Linked DNA regions of Homo sapiens: regions 2 and 3 are each linked to region 1. The links are chromatin contacts, found by Hi-C or POLR2A ChIA-PET in ENCODE. All regions are on one chromosome and are shown on one strand. Each heading gives the region's core, a stretch centred on a gene start or an enhancer-like site at or near the end of the contact. The rest is flanking DNA. Distances are from core to core; before and after follow the strand shown. Region 1 holds the start of PABPN1 (poly(A) binding protein nuclear 1). Region 2 holds the start of TOX4 (TOX high mobility group box family member 4). Region 3 holds the start of NFATC4 (nuclear factor of activated T cells 4).

Region 1 (3,997 bases), core at 694-3,193:
TCTGCTGTTGCACCATAGTCCACCTGATGAGAGGAGAAAAATTTCACAGGCACCAGGCAAATTCCTGTCTCAAAAGGAACCCTCCCGAGCCTTTGGTCTGGGCCATCATACACCAAAGCACATGAAATCTGGTAATTTGAGGAATTAATCTCTTTTCCTTCCAAACCCAGAGCCTTTGCTGATTACTGATCATTCCATTACCTTTAACCTCCTTCCCACACTCCCTCCACACCCAAAACCACATCTATCCCGGAGATGTTCCTTTCAGGACTATTAAATAATTCCCCAAAAGAAGAACTTGCCCCCAACCCCAGTCAGAGCCCCAGTACGTACATTGCCAACATAGATGGAACGGGCATCAGCCTCCATCTTCTCCTCAATGGACATGATCACCGGGCCAGCTATCAGGAAAAAATAATTTTTTACAAAAACCACACACTTGTTTTCTACTTGACCAATATGTTGCACTTCCACCACCAGCACTATCCCATAAGCTCAGTGAAGGCAAAGATTTTGGTCTGTGCTGTTCCCTGCTGTACCCACAACCGAGAATAGTGCCTAGTGCATAGCAGGTACTCACTAAATATTCAATAAATTGAAAGAATTAATACACACTTAAAACAGTATAGGAATCCCTCCTGCCTCCAAATCAAATCCCTAATGAATGGCTTTGGTTGAAATGCTTTTAAGAGTGAGCAAAATTAAGTGGGCTGAGACTCCACATTTCTAGATTAAAGGGGAAACCCCTTGCAGCTTGCTTTCTCTTAGAATCCTAAAGCGTCTCCAATTGGAGGAAAAACTATTAGATTTGAAGGTCAAATGCGAGCACGCAACCTCTACAAAGAAAGATAGACGTAGACTAAGAACAAAGAGCAACACAATTATAACAGGCACAAAGGGAGGCACAAGGCTACCACCACCAAAATATACGTTCTGCCTCACAAAGGTCAGAGGAACACACAACGGACTATGACCGCGGCACAGTCATAATAGCTCAGACAAGCAGCTCCAGGGTGCCGAGTATCTAACCCCACATTCCCCATCCTCCCCACAACCCTTCCAACCCGAGAACCCGGGCTCCGCGTGCAACCGCCAGTTACTCACCATTGCCTGGAGGTGGACTCATATTCATCTGCTTCTCTACCTCGTTCTGTAGCTCCTTTAGCTTCTCAGCTTCTTCCTCCATCTCCCTGACTCGAGCTTTGATAGCTTCCAGCTCCTAATATAAGTGGGGAGGGTATGGAGGACAGCTTAAGAGGAACCAACGCAGGGGCTGTGCCCTGCTCTCGGCCAGAGCGCGGCCTCAGCCATGCTCGGCCATTTCCCTCGCCCCATGCGAGGGTCGTGATAAAAGAAAAGCTACCCTCTCTAGAACAACACTAGGCAACCGTGACGCCCGAATCAAGCCAGTCGGGCCCCTTGTAGTGATCGCTGACCCATCCCCGGCCCGACCCGGCCCCAGCCACGTTATTCCCCGCCCAACCCCACCCCCCGCCTGCCACCCGCTCGCCCGAGCTCTGGGCCTCCAGTGACCCGGCCGGCCAGCCGCCGGCCTGCTCGCTCGCCCTCCTTCCCTCACCGGGTCCTCAATGGCGCCGTCCCCCGGGTCACCCTCGACCAGTCCCGGCTCCTCCTCCTCCTCTTGGCTGCCGGGGGCTCCCGAACCAGGCCCAGGGCCCGGAGCTCCCGGGGGGGCGCGGGGCCGGGGCGGCTCCTCTTCGGGCTCGGGCTCCGGCTCGGGCTCCAGCAGCAGCTCCTCAGGCTCCAGTTCCTCAGACTCCAGGCCGTTCCCGTAGTCCCCTGCGCCCCCCGGGGCCCCCTCCCCGGCCTCCCCACCGGCCCCGGGCACAAGATGGCGCCGCCGCCCCGGCCCGGAGCCCCGACCGCCCGCAGCCCCCGCTGCTGCTGCCGCCGCCGCCGCCGCCGCCATCGCCGCTCAGACTGGGGCCCGCCGCCCGGCGATTGGAGAGCTGCGCCGGCCACGCCGAGGACTCATTAGTCAAGCTGCCTGCCCGTCACCATGAGCTAGTACTCCATTGGGGAATATTACTTGGCAATCAAATAAGGCCCCACCTCTAAGGCGGGGCACTGCGCCAAATTCTCAAATCCCGGTAGGGGAAATCTGCCTGTCAATCAACACGCGTCCCACCTCCTATCGAGTCCTTAGGTAATAATACCGCCACGCTGTGACGATATTCCTGCTTCTCCCCGGCCTACGGGCGGGCCCGCGAAGTATGGGACGCTCCGTGATTGGCCCTAGCTAGGCGACTGGAAAGGACCAATCTTCCGATCGCCTCACCGCAGTGGCCCAGTCTCAGATGCCGATTGGCTTGCGAGAGTCGAAGGGGTGACACTCGTTTCGTGACAGGTGAACCTTGCCCCCGAAAGGACTGCCGGGCTTCAAACTTGGGAAACCCGAGGTCACATGACTAGCCAGTCCTAGGGGGCCGCCATCTTGATACTACTGCTTGCCAGCTAGTGAGCTGTTGGCCGGGTGAGGCCCAAAACAGAGCAGCAGTTTCAGGAAACTTGTATCTCGACCAGGAAGCACCAGTAGATGGGATGTTGCTGAAAATGGAGGTTGTGAATGAAGCATTCCAGGAGGGAGCTTACTTTCCCCATCCAGGTTATTGGCACCATCATCCACTAGCTCTCCCGCACCAGAAAGCAGGGAGGATTCCTCAGTCCAGAGCTACTAGTCACAAGTCCTGTCTGTCCCGCCCTCTTGCGTAGGCCTTCTGCTCCCCAGTTCCATTTTCTTTTTCCTGGACAGCTTCCAATGTCACCCCTCCAATCTGCACCGCTAACAGACTGGCCCCCCTTTGCTGGCGAGGTAAAGTCTCAAAACCGTAAATCACGGCCTTCGATACGCCAGCATGTGGTTACTTTGTGGATGTTGTTTCCTTCCACTCTTCTCGTTCCTTTGGGTGTACCTGCACCCAGTCTGTGCCTCTAACATGTAGTCCCCCTTCAATCAAACCACTGCAAACCCCAGCTTCCCCTCATTTCCCAGGACAAGTGGGCCTATCTCCACGGCGCGCTTAATTGTTTTACTGTTTCCTAACTAGGTTGTGAGCGCCTGCAGATGAGGGGCCGGTTCCTATTTATATTCGCATCTCCACGGCCTGGCAATATGCCTACCACATAATGTCCTGTTAGATGTTTGTTGATTGAACAGGCATTGATTGGGGATTTGGGTGCCACCCTTCATTTAAGCCCTCAAGCCCCCAAGATCCCAGAGGAATTTCTCCTGGCAGGTTCCCACTACACCCCTGCACCCCAAGTACCAATGAGACCTAGCCCTGGAAGGCAGGACTGCCATATTTTGGTAGCAGTCCTACACATTTATTAAAAAGAAAGGAATGGCAGTGTACGTTTGCAAGAGAAATTTTTGTGGGCACACTAACCTACAGTTCGAAAGATACATATAGCCCAACCAAAAAGTTAAACAAACATGGTTGGCCGAGGGATTTGGACAAGAGAAGATCCTCATTAGCAAACCAAAAAATCAAGTGACTCATTATACCCCACTATTCCCCTCACCCCCACTTTTTCTCACAATTCCTTACCTCAAGATCTGGGGAACTTGCAGCAGAGTCACAGTCGCTTAAAATTTCACTGCAAATTACTTCATCAGCCATCTCAGCTTCAGTGATCTGGGATAACTAAAGTTGAGCACCGAAGACAAGCTCTAAATGATTGAATACCCTGGAAGAAAGGTCTTTTATACTAATCTTAACCTAATCAAGATTTGTTAATCTTATTGGTACCCAATTTAATCAAGCCAACAAAAGGAAATGTGATTTTTAAAAATGGCTTTGAATCCTATTTTTGTTGAGCGTTTGATTTTGTAATAAGCACCACTCCTTATTATTTCACTGGACTCTCACAACAACCCCACGGGGAAAGTATTTCCAAAACCATAACCTTTTTTAGGGAAAAAGAAAAAGGCTTAATGAAATGAAGAAACTTGCCTAAGTCATTGGACTAATTAGAA
Region 2 (3,997 bases), core at 1,116-3,615, 1.8 Mb after region 1:
TCTCCTGCCTCAGCCTCCTGAGTATCTGGGATTACAGGCGCGCACCACCACACCCGGCTAATTTTTGTATTTTTAGTAGAGATGGGGTTTCACATGTTGGTCAGGCTGGTCTCGAACTCCTGACCTCGTGATCCGCCCTCCTTGGCCTCCCAAAGTGCTGGGATTACAGGCATGAGCCACCGCACCCCGCCTCACCTGTTTTTTTAAAATTAATTATTATTATCTTTTATAGAGACAGAGTTTGATCACGTTGCCCAAGCTGGTCTAGAACTCTTGGGCTCATGCAATTCTCCTGCCTCAGCCTCCCAAACAGTTGGGATTACTGGCACGAGCTACTGTGCTGGGCCCAGATTTAGGTTTTATATCATTTCAAAGTTTGCTGCATACTAGATTCACACTTATCCTGCTTATGAGAATAATAAATAAAAGCAACAAAAAAGTTAAACTGGCACTGGGCACATTGGCTCATGCCTGTAATCCTAGCACTTTAGGAGGCTGAGGCGGGCAGATCACTTGAGGCCAGGAGTTAAAGAGCCTGGGTAACAGGGTGAAACCCCGTCTCTACAAAAATTCAAAAAAAAAAAAAAAATTAGCTGGGTGTGGTGGCGCACACCTGTATTCCCAGCTACTTGGGAGGTTGAGGCAGGAGAATCACTTGAGCCCAGGAGGTGGAGGCTGCAGTGAGCCAAGATCGTGCTACTGCACTCCAGCCTGGGCTACAGGGAGACTGTCTCAAAAAAAAAAAGAAAGAAAAAAAAAGTTAAACTAGCAACTGGCCCTTGTCAACCCCATTTTCATCCATGAAAACGTTAGGATTATAGGATAAGCCCATGCAACAGCCACTGACAATTCTTGGTAAAAAAAACTGATGCAAATGGTCCACACCACTTTTGAAAATAAATATAAAAGTCCTCAAAAAATGGCAGATGGTTCAAGACTTCAGTTTCTCAAAGACAGAAATTTTTGTCTGTTCCACCATTCTCTTTTGCCTCTCCCAAACAAGTGATACATATCTATATTATGACAATATTTCAACCAAACTTTTTTAACGAACACTTCAGGGTTTCATCATAACCTTTACTTCTACTTTAAAACAGCATAAGAAACTATAATTACAGCTGTTTGACAGCTGGGGAAACTGTGACATACAAAGATGAAGTAATGTGCCCAACGTCTGAGTCACTGGCAAATTGAAACACATGTCCTACTCAACTCTTTTATATTCTCTAGCAGCTATTTCCTTTCCTCCTGACATTAGCAAAACAAGCTGACACCATGTAGGTAAAGGTAACCACAAATTTTTTATCAAAGTAGGAAATTTAGGCCGGGCGCAATGGCTCAGGCCTGTAATCCCAGCACTCCGGGAGGCCGAGGTGGGTGGATCACCTGAGGTCAGGAGTTCGAAACCAGCCTGGCCAATATGGTGAAACTGCCATCTCTACTAAATATACAAAAATTAGCCGAGCGTGGTGGCGCACGCCTGTAATCCCAGCTACTCGGGAGGCTGAGGCAGGAGAATCGCTTGAACCCAGGAGACAGAGGTTGCAGTGAGCCGAGATCGCACCACTGCACTTCAACCTGGGCGATAAAGCGAGACTCTGTCTCAAAACAAAAGAAAACCAATAAGCTCCTCCCCTCAACCCCAATTTCTTCAGCTGCTGAAACATTTTCTTTCCACTGCGATCCCCTAAGATTACTGTAGCTATTTCTCCCCAGAGAAAGGAGACAATTCCACTCTGTCTTCTAATCCAGAATCCCTTTTCTCTTTAAACAGGTTATCTCTTTCCAATACCTTGCTTTCTGATGACAGCAACTTCCCAAGACTTCCCCAGATAGTCCCCACAGGCTCTAGAAGCAACCGCCACTTTTCTCTAAACACCAATTGCGGCCCTTGGTTCCCAGCCCCCGTCCCCGGAGTCCGTGCTCTCCTCCCCACTACCCTACCCCACCGCTGCCTCAGGCCCTACCCCCGCGGCGTCGGCAGCTCTGGCTCACCTCGGCCCCTGACAGGAAGGGGTGCGAAGGCCCTGTGATCGTCAGGTAATTGTCATTTCCTCCGGGAAACTGGAAACCAAAAGAAAGTCGCGGGGATAAGTTAGGGGGAGCAGGGAGTCAGCTTGGAGCGATGGCTTTTGACCCTGACATTCTGACAACACTCCCCAAACCCCGCTCTCTCTCCTCTCCCGTCAGTCGCCTCTCCGCCCGGCTTCCCGTCCCTGCTTCAACCCGGTCGGCCGCGTTCTCTCGCCAGCCTTCTTAGCTATCAGGTTCCTACCTCCATCTTCACACAACCGCTCCCACCGTCTCAGACCCTCATCGCTCCCACCGCCCCCACTGGACTCGGAACTGCCGTCACTTCCGCAAGGACGTGTGTTCTCTCTGCTGATTGGAAGGAGCGCCGTGGGGCTGCAGAGAGTCAGGCGCTGGGCTATCGCCCCCTGGAGTTTGGAGGGATAAGGGCATGTAGAAGTGCTAGAAGCGTCCCTGGAGGTGGCGTAGGGTACTCCCGACCTAAGGATGATTCCGGGGAGTGCAATAGAGACGTGATCTGGGCTAGAGGAGCCGGAGGGGCGGGGGAGCGGGGGGAAGGGGGAGAAGAAGAAGATCGGTAGATTGAGTGGCTAGAGAGGTCGGAGGTAAGTGGCTATAGAAGTCGGGCGGACCCGGAACCCAGAGGACGCGACACCATGACTTATGCTTATCTCTTCAAGTATATCATCATCGGAGACACAGGTAACCCTCAGGTGGTTCGCCTTCAAGGCTCGGGCGGGCATTCGAAGCTCCCAAATTGGGTGGCGGGGGCGGGGCTCACTTTGTGGGCTGGGCGATTCGAGACGGGCGGGGCGGTTCGGGGCGGCCGGGGGCGGGGCTCGGGAGCCCCCCTTCTCTGGTCCGGGAAGTCCATACTCTGGAAGGTGTTCCAGGGCTGCGTGATTCCGGGAGTGTGCTTTCTCTTTCAGGTGTGGGGAAGTCATGTCTCCTCCTGCAGTTTACAGATAAGCGGTTCCAGCCTGTCCACGACCTCACAATAGGTAAGTGCATCTACTTGTTCCAGAACAGATGATAAAACCTGACTAGCTAAATTGCTAAAGTGGAAAGTTAGCAGCCTTCAGTGTTCGAAGTAAAAAGTTACCCCTCACTACTTTAAACTAGTCCAAACTTATGTTAATGAAGTGACCAATGAAACGTTGATATGTGGGGAGTAGTGTAAGGGAGAGTATATAATTGAAAGGTAACTTTTTAGAGTGTGAGGTATAGACTCGTCATATAATTTTTTTTCAAATACAATTTGTATGTTTATGGAAAATCCCACGAAAGCATAACTGCTTATTTATGAACTCATCTGTGCTTTGAGGTAAATTAATACCAGCCTTACTTTTAAAAAGTAAACACCAATACATGGACATTTTTTATATTGGTGAAGAAGCAAATTGAGGAGTCATCCCTGCCTTAGAATTAATAGGCAAATAAAACTAAAAACTTTCCTTTTAAATGAAAGAGTGTGTTAACAGTTCCTCAAACGCACTGGCGATCCTGGAAAATATTAACCTTTCCCACACGTTTGTGATAAGGCATGGCCTGAAGAGGCTTTTAACTACCCCCTCTTCGTTATCTCCGTAACCCCAGTCCAAATAAACAACATATATGAAACTAGCTTTCTTGCCATGCAAATGCAGTTTCTAAATAAACCCCTACATCCCCATTCTTACCATATTGCTACTTCCAAGTCCCACCTGTATGGAAACCTGAAGCTACCACTGTTCCTAACGGATTTATTTAGAGTCAAATAATTGATGGGGTTAGAAAAGGATTTGGCAGTATCAACTAAAAGGTATTTTAAAGGGAATATTGAGCGAATTCTCACTTTGCGATAGGGGCTAATGATACAATGCTTAACAAGGCAACAATGCTTAATTGTGCCTCTGGCAATTATTGGAAATGTAAAATGTATTGTTAAAAAAATTAGGTGGGCGTTGTGGCGTGTGCCTGTAAGGTA
Region 3 (3,997 bases), core at 378-2,877, 1.0 Mb before region 1:
AGGCATCAGGGTTGTCCTCCAGCGCTGCTGGCGGCTCCGGCGTGGGAGAGATGGAGGTGATGCGGATGCTGGGACACTCGAGAACACGGCCACCCCCAGCACCCCCAGCACCCCCTCCTGGTCCTCCCAGCCTCACCGACCTGGCGGGCTGGCTCTCCCAGGTGCCAGGTGAGGGGGCTGGTCGCGGCGGTGGCGAATGCATGCCAGGCCGAGGGGGTGGAGGTCGGGGAATACCGATAGGTGCAGCGCCATAGGGAGGGGGCTCTCCCAAGGCCAGACGGCAGCATGGCGGGGCATCCTCTGAGTCCAGTTCTGTCAAAATGGGAAGAGGAGCAGAGGGAGAGGGGGAAAGAGAGAAGCAGGTGAGATGGCTATGTTCCTTGAGTGGCCAGGCCGCAAGTCCTTCTATGCTCCCTGCCCCTCAGCAAAGAGACCTTCTGAGCCACAAGACAAAAGCAGAGTTGGACCTGGGAAGATGGAGGAGATTGAAGCAGGCATGCCAGGCCTTTGCCCACTGGCCCCTGGATCCTAGGACCGAGGGTACCCGATCCAGTGGGTCTTAAGGTGAGAGAGGTGGGTCCAGAGGGGCTGGAGCTGGGGCTGGGCCTGGAGGCGTGTTTCTTGAGGCACTGGGCTGGACTGGGGGCGACTCACACATGAACCCAATTAGCAGCGGTTCCCAAACCCCCAAACGGCGCTGGCAGGAGCCCCAGTTGCCATCGCAACCGTGGCCAGAGGGGAGGGGGGCGTCAGGGCTGTGGTGACGAGGGGAGGTGGCTCCTCCCTCTCTCCTCGCCATCTAGGGGCGGAGGTGCAGCCGAGGGGGTGATGCGTGCTGGGCCCAGCCGGGGGAAGGGGGGCAGCGGGCAGCGCGGATTCGTGCGAGCGGCGGCCGCCGCCCCCGGCTCGGTCCCCGCCATCTGCCTCTCATTGCGGCCAGACGGGGGAGGGGGAGGGGCGCCCCAGCGAGGCCTGACAGCGCCCCCAGCCCCGGGCGTCCAGTCGGCCGGGCCAGAGCTCGGTCCGCCAGGGGCCAGCTCCAGCGCCAAACCTCCCCTTCCCCTGGCGGCGCCTGGTGCTGTTGGGGCCGTAGTTCCCGCCCGCCCCCCAGTTCAGTGACAGGCGGCCCAGCCGGGAGGCGGCGCACAGCCAACAGCACCCCCACCCCCACCCCAGTCACGACCTAAAAAGGAGAAAGTGGTGCCCGGGCCCCCAGCCTCACTTCCGCAGGCCAACGAGTCCCCCCGACTCCCTTCGACCTCTGACTCCCTCACCCCCCACCCTAGGCTCGCTGCCTTAAATTCCCCAGACTCAGGATCCCCGGCCCTCCTCTCACTGACCCCAAGACCCCTTCCCAGCCCAGCACTAACCTTCCCCCAATCCCCCCGCGCCCAGCGGGGGGGCCTCCTTTTCCTCCCCGAACACCAGCTTAAATTCCAGCTCCTCATCCTCGCAGCTGGCCGCCCCCATGGATCCGGCAGGAGCCCCCAGGTCCCGGCCTGGGTGGGAGGGGGGAGTTCAGGAGGCTGCTGTATCTTCACCCGGGTGGCTCCCTCCCTCCCTTTCTCTGAGAAGCCCCCTCCTCCGTCGCTGCCGCCTCCCTCCAGAAGCCCCCTCGTTATTATAGAAACTTTTCCAAACTTTTTTCCCCCAAACTTCTTCAAAGCGGTCCCCCCCCCAGCCTGTCCCTGATTGGCTGCCGGGGATGCTCCAGCCCCTCCTCCAGGGATGAGATGGGAAAACCACGCGCCCCTCGTCCTCCCCCACCCTCCCTCCCTCTGTCCTCTCTTCAGTCCCTCCCCCTCAAAAAAAAAAAAACTGAATTGGAAAACGGTCCTTCAAGAGTGATACTAATGTTGCCTATTGGTCCGCCGTTGTGACAATCATTTCCCGCAGAGAGCCCAGCCCCCACCTCCCCTAGTCTCAGTTCAAGGTTCTGGGTCCGAGAGCCTTAAAGGGGCCACATCCTGGGCCCCCAGGGTAGAGAGCCCACGGAAGACCCTTTTTTAAATTCTGAAGACTGTGTAGATAGCACCTAGCAAGGCAGAACCACTTCTCCTCCCCTTTCCCTCCAAGCCTGAGGCCAGGAGGGTCCTGGGGGCAGAGTGGCACCGAGTTGCTCGGAAGAGGAAAAGGCTATTCTTCCGCCTCCCTTGCCTGGGGCTACTCTGCCCGGGCCTTCTGGAAGTCTTTGCGCTGCCGAATCAGCGCCTCCATCAGCCATTCCTCCAGGACCCCCAAAGATGAAGAACGCTTAGCCAGCCTGGATGCCTCTGGGAGCAGTCCGAGCCAAAGAGGCTTTGAGAACTGTCCCTAGGCCCACAGCCCTTGATGGGCGTAGATCCAGGCCAGGCTTTGCCGCTGCCCTTGTCCCAGCCACCCAGAGGGGCCGTGAATTAGCCTCCACGGGAAGTTGGCAGCCTCCTCCCTAGAACTGTAGTCTGGAATGAATCTCTGACCCGATAGCATCCCACTCCGGCTCTTCTAAAAATCCTTGCCAGGTTTACTAGGGGCCTGAAACCTCCGGACCCTGTGGGTTCCCCTCCTCTTCCCCCTCCTTGGCCCCCCCGCCCCCAACAGGCTGGACACCTGTCACCTGGGCTGGAGGAGGAAGGAAGACCTGGACTGGAGTTTCCGGGAAAGTCAGGCTTGGAGAGGCCTGGGTTGTGTGAGAGGGAGTTAGATGGGAGATTCGTGACTCGGTGGGAGATACTGGCGAGGCTGGCGGGTAGGAGAGATGGGAGGGTGGTTATCATTTTCTCCCACACACACACAGTTTCAACCTCTCTTAGAGGCCGCGTCTCCAGTCTCTAAATCCCTCCGGTTCAGGGCCGCACCCCCAACGCCGCCCCATCCCAGCAACTAAACGGTTAAGCGACGGCCCCAGGTCAGACGTTTACAAACACTCAGAAGCCGGGCGGGGACCGCGCCCGTTACTCTAATGAGAAACAGGCTCTACGGGACTGGGGAAAGAAGGGAGGGCTGGCCCGACGGGCCGGAGCTCCGCAGCGGCCGAGGCGGCTTCCCTCCCTCCCCTCGGTCCTCCCTCGGGCCCGCCCAGGGGACCACCCCCCCAGTCCCCGGGGACCCCAGTGACGTGCGGAGCTGCCCCGGCTCCGAGCCCAGGGCCGCAACACAGGAGGGGCGGGGAGAAGAGCCCAGGCCGGCGGGGAGAGAAGAATGTTCCGAGGCCGAGCGGGGAAGCGGCCTGGTTTGATTTTCTTCTTTCTTTTTTTTTTTTTTCTTTTTTTTTTCTTTTTTTTCCTTTGGTTGGTCTCCTCAGGTTACATTTCCCTTCCAGCTTCATCTCGGAAATAAAGGAAGGAGAAACCCACGGGGAGGGAGGACGAGGAACACCTCGACCCATCAACCAGCCTGTACCTAAGAGGGCAAGGGAGGTGGGAAGCGGAGGCGAGAAAAGCAGGGATAGAGACCCCGAGGCCCAGCCCCTGTTCCCCCAGACTCTGCCCCTCCCCGGCCCCACTCCCCGCAGGCACAGCACATGCAGACGCACACATTCTTTTCAAATGTCATATTTCCTTTGATCCTGGGCAGCGTTTCTCCATGTGTCTGGCTCAGCTCCTGCCCAGCCAACCGCCTTCCCCTCTCACCCCTGTTTGTTTTCCTGGAGAACCCTCCTCCTCCTAGCATCTGGAAGGCCCTGAGGGCTGGCGTCGGCCCTCATTCCCCTGATGACTCTGGCCTCTCCTCCCATGACTCAATTTCCCCTTCATGGGTGTTGGGGGGTAGGGAAGGGAGGAGCAGAGGGGAGAGTGGTTGAGATTGTTCAGAGTGCCAAGCTTCTCTGAGGCGGGGGGCGGGGGGGCATCCCCTTGACTCTGAAAACCCTCCAATCTGTCTCGGCTGCGGCAGAGAGATGGAACTTATGACTTCTGAAATGCTCGGCCTGGCGTTGGAGCCTGGGCAACAGCGGGTAGTTGCGGATTTAAGTTGCCCTACACTTCTGCCCCCTGGCGACCAGAAAGACCCAGCCCCC

Evidence for each region. A loop is a pair of places that touch in the nucleus more often than their neighbours do. ChIA-PET counts read pairs that join two places held with the same protein, here RNA polymerase II (POLR2A). Pooled maps may share reads with other maps.
Region 2: a map of naive thymus-derived CD4-positive, alpha-beta T cell shows a loop between it and region 1 (18-fold over the local background). The contact joins the promoter of TOX4 here to the promoter of PABPN1 in region 1. A Hi-C loop is called at or near these places in 1 of 168 maps with a recorded cell type or tissue (naive thymus-derived CD4-positive, alpha-beta T cell) and 6 of 50 pooled maps. POLR2A ChIA-PET finds 5 or more read pairs at or near these places in 1 of 52 experiments (BJ).
Region 3: a loop to region 1 is called in a map of ascending aorta, with 2.6 times the contacts of the local background. The contact joins the promoter of NFATC4 here to the promoter of PABPN1 in region 1. A Hi-C loop is called at or near these places in 1 of 168 maps with a recorded cell type or tissue (ascending aorta), 2 of 37 single-sample maps with no recorded cell type and 8 of 50 pooled maps. POLR2A ChIA-PET finds 5 or more read pairs at or near these places in 1 of 52 experiments (activated T-cell).

Annotation. Positions count from the first base shown.
Region 1 is chr14:23,319,403-23,323,399 of GRCh38, reverse strand. It overlaps PABPN1 (poly(A) binding protein nuclear 1), which reads right to left and starts at 1,943. Exons shown (of 7, transcript NM_004643.4): 1 at 1,580-1,943; 2 at 1,105-1,219; 3 at 334-401; 4 at 1-23. The coding sequence starts at 1,930. It overlaps BCL2L2-PABPN1 (BCL2L2-PABPN1 readthrough), which reads right to left. Exons shown (of 8, transcript NM_001387346.1): 4 at 1,105-1,219; 5 at 334-401; 6 at 1-23. RefSeq lists enhancers at 569-1,378, 1,379-2,190, 2,444-2,513, 2,202-2,852 and silencers at 1,484-1,553, 1,614-2,043.
Region 2 is chr14:21,475,563-21,479,559 of GRCh38, reverse strand. TOX4 (TOX high mobility group box family member 4) reads right to left here and starts at 2,365. Exons shown (of 9, transcript NM_014828.4): 1 at 2,276-2,365; 2 at 1,996-2,064. The coding sequence starts at 2,281. It overlaps RAB2B (RAB2B, member RAS oncogene family), which reads left to right and starts at 2,601. Exons shown (of 8, transcript NM_032846.4): 1 at 2,601-2,733; 2 at 2,961-3,032. The coding sequence starts at 2,688. RefSeq lists enhancers at 2,415-2,484, 3,065-3,184.
Region 3 is chr14:24,365,814-24,369,810 of GRCh38, reverse strand. NFATC4 (nuclear factor of activated T cells 4) reads right to left here and starts at 1,627. Exons shown (of 10, transcript NM_004554.5): 1 at 1,371-1,627; 2 at 1-312. The coding sequence starts at 1,470. It overlaps LOC124903291 (a long non-coding RNA gene), which reads left to right and starts at 426. Exons shown (of 2, transcript XR_007064085.1): 1 at 426-564; 2 at 3,284-3,997. RefSeq lists silencers at 789-1,168, 2,887-3,196.